Linked DNA regions of Homo sapiens: region 2 is linked to region 1. Evidence: read pairs that join two places in POLR2A ChIA-PET (ENCODE). Cell type or tissue: PC-9. All regions are shown on one strand. Each heading gives the region's core, and the rest is flanking DNA. Links, peaks and the distances in the headings are about the cores only.

Region 1 (2,916 bases), core at 299-2,798:
TTAGCAAAAACCAAAGAAGCTGTATAATGCTAAGTGTTGGCAAGAAGGGAGGAAAATAAAGACTCTCATATGCTGTTAGTGGGTGTGTAGATTGGCTGAAGGTTTTCGGAAGGAAAAAATTTCTTCCTACTCTAAAACAGCACATGACAGGCGCTGTGGCTCACGCCTGTAATCTCAGCACTTTGGGATGCCAAGGTGGGCGGATCACCTGAGACCAGGAGTTCAAGACCAGCCTGGGCAACATGGTGAAACCTGGTCTCTACTTAAAATACAGAAATTGGTCGAGCATGATGGTGCACTGCACACCTGTAGTCCCAGCTACCACACAAGAATGGTCTGAACTCGGGAGGCAAAGGTTACAGTTCGCTGAGATCATGCCACTGCACTCCAGCCTTGGCAACTGAGCAAGACTCTGTCTCAAACACACACACACACACACACACACACACACACACACACACAGAGCACATACCCTGGACCCTGCACTTCCAATTCAATCATATGCTAATATTACCATATGTTTGAAAGGTGTATGGACAGAAATGTTTTAAAGCAAACAAAACAGCATGAACAACCTAAAGGTCTACTGAGTGCCTCCTAAATGCCAAGGACTCTTCTAGGAAGAAAGTCATCAGAAGGAAGTGGCTAAATAAACTACAGTACACTAGTCCTATCAGCTACTTGCAGCATGAAATAGAATGGCATGGAAAGATCTTTGAGATATTGTTACGTGAGAAAAAGCTAAATCACAGGCCATAACCTTACATTCCATTTATATAAATAGGCCCCAAGTGAAGTGGGGGGCCCCCCACGCGGGGAACCCATCTGTATGTTTACATAAACATGCATGTATGCAGGTAAATACACAGAAAGGCTAGAAGGATGTGCAAACCACTGATGGCTTACTTTTGAGGAAGGCAGTACAATAGGAGATAAGGGGACTTCAGATTTTGCTCTGAACATTTCTGAAACTGATCTTGAATGTTGTTTGTGAATTCACACATACCACAATGTATTCACGTTCTTTTGCTCTTGGACAAAGTTATTATCTTAATAGCATCACATGAATTAAACTGCAGTAAAGAGTGAGACACAGCCAGTGTGGGTCAAATCCAAAATGACTTCGTAGTTCACCTAGCCAAACCAGTTCCTTATTAGAATAAAAGGGTTGCAACCAGCATGCCCTCCAAGTGGTATATGCGCACTGACTGGAAGCTGCATCTCACATGCGTATTGGGCTCTCCCACGCTTATACACACCAAACACTGACACACTGAAACTTTCTAACATACCTGCAAACCTGTCAAATACCAGCTAATGCATGAAAACTCCCAGTTATCACTCATATGACGGCACGGTGTGATACCTGCTTGGATTTCCTAGCTAGTAATAACGCAAGCGTATTTTGCAGCATAAGACAAAAATCACAAAAAGGCAAAAATCACATGTTAAGGGGCTGGCCAGGCACGGTGGCTCATGCCTGTAATTCCAGCACTTTGGGAGGTCAAGGCAGGAGGATAACCTGAGGTCAGGAATTCAAGACCAGCCTGGCCAACATGGTGAAACCCCATCTGTAATGAAAATACAAAAATTAGCCAGGGGTGGTGGCTCATTCTTGTAATCCCAGCTATTCGGGAGGTTGAGGCAGGAGAACTGCTTGAACTCAGGAGGCAGAGGCTGCAGTGAGCCTAGATCACATCGCTGCACTCCAGCCTGGGCAACAGAGCGAGACTCCATCTCAAAAAAAAAAAAAAAAAGCAGGGTGTGGGGATAAGGCTTTACCTTTACTTAGCATTTTGTGGTTAACAAGAAACTGTACTACTGAATTAACTGCCTCAACATGGATTCAAACACCCTATTTTAAGATTACTACCAACAATAACTCCACATAAAGAATGTAAAAGGCTGGATCTTTGTTCCTTTCACTGACATCTTAGCTGAATCTTTATGATCTTTTTTAATGCAGGAGGAGGAAGGAACACGGAAGAAAATTACAGGAACAAGAATATCCAAAACTTAATTTTTTTCTAAATTGGAAGGGAAAAAACCGAGAAACTAATTTCTCAACTTGGCCCTGCTTTAGTTTAACTCGAACGAATTTAGAGAAGCAACATTACTACATCTGAAAGAGAGCCAACATTTACTTTGGCAGAAAAAAACCCAAGTCACTGAAGTTTTTTTTTATTACTACTGAAGTGCTGCAGCAGGAGCAACAGCATGTTTATTTTACCCTTTTTTAATGGATAACCAAGAGCACTATTTCAAAATTTCCAAAGTCACGGATTTGACAGAAGAAAGTAGACAATGGGTAATATACATACATACGACCAGGTGTTAATTTTTCAGTCTAGGTGGTAAGTGCCCCAGATGTTCATGCTATTCCTTCAACTTCCCTAGACATGAAATTTCCCGAAATATAAAGTCAGTGAGGGAAGGGGATTTAATCAAATTCATCCAGATGATCTGCAAGTTAATATGGAATGCAAAATTAGGATAACAACCAATACTTACTGATTGCCTCCTAAGTGCCAGGAGACTGATTTAATGAAGGGTCTTAGGTAATGCTTAAGAGTTTAGATTTTATCCCATAGACGATAGGGGCTAATGAGAACCTGAGCAGGAAAGTAACTGTTTTTCAAAGAAAGAAAACTATGACAACAGTAGGGAGATTAGAGGGTAGTGCCTCATCAACTCTGACAAATTAACACAAGTACAAATTAATAATGGTGTACATGAATGAAGTACAAGAAAGTTGTGCTGGGAAAGCTAAGGGAAGTGACAGTAAGATTTTAATGCAAGTGGTGTTAATCAGGCAAGTACTTATGGAAGTAAAGGCTTTTATAAATTAGCAAGAAGGGAGATAAAGAGTAATACACCTGGGCACATACTTCCACGACCCCAGAGGCCAGGGAATCA
Region 2 (2,916 bases), core at 272-2,771, 190 kb before region 1:
GTTTTCAAAAAATGAGGGAGTAAAACTGAGGTGTGAGGAGGGAAGACTGAGCTCTCACCTTCTTAACTAACTATATCCAAACCGTTCTTTCCATGCAGCCAGAGAACTTATTTTCATCTAAAAGCACAGCTCGTGTTTTGCTTCTATTCACCAAGGCACTCCAAAATCAGGGAACAGGGGTAAGGGCAGAGCATCACAGCTTCCTGAGGTCGCAGGTGCAGCACGGCCTGGCTCAGGTGCCTTGTCTCATGGCACAATGTGGGGCTAGTGGGTTTATGTTGAAGAACAGGTGGTAGGCGATTATGCAAGAGAAAATGCTAGTTGCACGGCGAAGCGAGGACCTGGGCCTCCCTGGCAGTTCCACAGCACCTGATGTGGCCTGAGATGTGGTGCTCTCCAGGACTCTTTCCTCTGTCTGCAGTTCAGAAGAGGCCTTCTTCAGGTTCAGAAAATTGCTAACCTCTTTTCTGACAGCACCTGCACCTGCAGAGCTCCAAGCTTCATTAGATTTGCAAGGCACTGGTGCCTGATTGCCTTTTTATTGCAAGGAACCCTCTATAGGAAGATCTGTTTCATTTTATATTATGTCACATTTAAATAAATACTCCCTTTGATGACTGATGGATACTCATAATGAAATCCCATTATAAGAAATTTCTAGGAATTCCGCTCTAAACTTACAGAGAAATGGACCTCAGTGAAATTTTGCAGGAAAGAACTTTTAGCTGCCATGGGAACTGTTGCCAACATTTGATCTGTATTTATTACACATGAAAACAAAGCTCTAGGTGATCCCAGCAGTCTGACCACTTGGAGGATTCTTGTGTAAACGACTGGTGTCAACCGGGATTATTACTGACTTTCAGCAACTCAGCCTTTGCTTGGAGGATGCAACAGTACACCAGTTTTCCTAAGGGTTATAAAAGAATGAAGAAAACAAAGTATAGATAGCAATGTAAATGGGGTTGAAGACACGGTGGGATATAAAAGTTTTAATCTGGACAAGTCACTATTATCTCAGGGAAAGAAGAATGGATTACAGGGACAAAATTTTAGTTGGGAACCTTCACCCAGCTGAATAGTGATCTTGGAAATGTCATTTTCCTTGAACATATAACAATGGCTGGCATCCACCATTAGAGATCTGAATGGCTCTACTGCTGCCCATGATACAGCCTCATTGTTTCCTTATGCTGGGATATAAATGAATCAATGACTGGACAAATTAATGCTAATCTACTCTATCATGCTGATTTCACAGAAGTAGAAATTAAGAATCAGAGAAGCTAAGTAAATACCTTGCCCAAGAACACACAAGCTAACGAGTAGCTAAAAAAAAAAAAAAAAAGGCATGCAACTAAGTTCCTGATGACTGTTCGATGGTGGCAAAGACATTCCTAAGAAATGAACAGACAAAAATGACAACAAATATGCATATTGAGCAACATGGCATTACAGTGTAATTTTAATCATCTAGAAATGGTTGAGGAAGTAGCAATGTTGGGCATGAGAATATTCCACAGCTGAGAATATTTAATTTTGAAAGACTGCTACACTTAGGTTTTTATCAATTTTGGATGAGATGATCAATAATTTCCTTCTCTACTGTTGAAAATAGTAACTTCAGAAATACTCTTAGGTTCAATTAGCACCTCTTGCCTGAGGGATTACTCCCAATATCACAAGTGTTTCCTTTAATAAACTGACGTCAGTTTGTTTCCTTGTCATCTGCCTTGATATAAAAGCGGATGTGAAATAGACTGGGGAAGGCAGCACAGCTAGCCAGCTACTGAGAGCTCAGTGTTCTTCTACAGTACTGCCTGAACCTGAGGCTGACATTAGCTTTCTTCAAAGCTGACTTTGGTTTCACGAAACCACCATGTTCCCCCGGGTCATTTGAAATCGGAGGAGCATTCCAAGTGGCCTGTATATTACTAAGCTGGCTTTATTCCATTCCCTCCACTGGCGTCATAAGGAAGCACTGACATCCTGTGGATTGTTACTCTTTGGCTTCCAAGGCCATTCAAGCCATGTGGCAACAGCAGGAAGGACTCTGCAGAGACCTATATCCCAGGTAGTGGCTTGTGGGGATTTTTTCTTTTCATATGACTTCACAAAAGACTTGGTACTCGGATGCCTACAAAGGGACAACAAATACATAAAACCCATAAATATACACAAAAACTACAAAATGTCTTAATGGAGCCCCAACGATCACACCACCCCCCTCTTAAGGACCTTGGTATATGGGTGTGAGGTGGGTGGCAGGACACAAAGCGGGGGGGGGGGGGGGGCACGCACATCAGAAGACAAGGGAGACAAGTCACCCAGGTAGCATCACCAAGTGACAGGGAATGACAAAGATGAATGAGACACTGAAACCTGTTTCATCAGGAGAAACACACGTAAAGACCTGAATGTCTTCTGACGTTTCTGACAGATGTGCCAGGAGACATCATCTCCCATTAGCTCCTTGTGGGTAGATCCTATTGCCGTGTTCATCTGTGCTATCTTTCAGAGCGCTTACGTCAGCACAGGGGCTTACATTTTTCTCATTTATACAGAAGTTAATCTTATTTGATTTAGGAGAGAAAAGGTAACTCCATAAATGGTTAATATCATTCACCACTGTTAACATGGCAAAGATTCTATGATTATGTTTCAGCACTTATCACAATAAAATGAGTTTGAGCTCTCTCCAAATCCTCCACAAATACAGCAATTTCGGGAACATGTAAATATGAAATCTTTCCTAACACGGGTATTCACATTTGCTAAAAACTCACAAATTCTGTAGGAAAAATTCTAGTGGAGTTGGTTTCGTGCTTGTCTCTTTGACTTGCACAGGAAATGGAATTTTTCTGACCAGGTTAAGATCTAAAAAATGCCCAGGCATAGCAATAGAAAGAAAACCTC

Evidence for each region. Peaks named below come from ENCODE experiments on the same cell type or tissue, not always from the same donor. Only the 100,000 strongest peaks of a DNase experiment are listed, where the experiment ranks them.
Region 2: POLR2A ChIA-PET joins it to region 1 with 7 read pairs; 3 of 35 experiments call an interaction of 5 or more read pairs at or near these places.

The regions. Positions count from the first base shown.
Region 1 is chr6:15,279,471-15,282,386 of GRCh38, reverse strand. The region is part of intron 1 of JARID2 (jumonji and AT-rich interaction domain containing 2); the gene reads right to left. Among named protein-coding and RNA genes, the nearest start is that of JARID2-AS1, 32 kb to the right of the region's middle. RefSeq lists an enhancer at 834-1,814. In PC-9, for the core only: no CTCF peak of the experiment used is centred there; no DNase peak of the experiment used is centred there; H3K27ac peaks cover 914 bases.
Region 2 is chr6:15,472,893-15,475,808 of GRCh38, reverse strand. All of the region lies in intron 5 of JARID2 (jumonji and AT-rich interaction domain containing 2), which reads right to left. Among named protein-coding and RNA genes, the nearest start is that of DTNBP1-AS1, 72 kb to the left of the region's middle. RefSeq lists an enhancer at 1,173-2,372. In PC-9, for the core only: no CTCF peak of the experiment used is centred there; a DNase peak (open chromatin) is centred at 1,398; H3K27ac peaks cover 567 bases.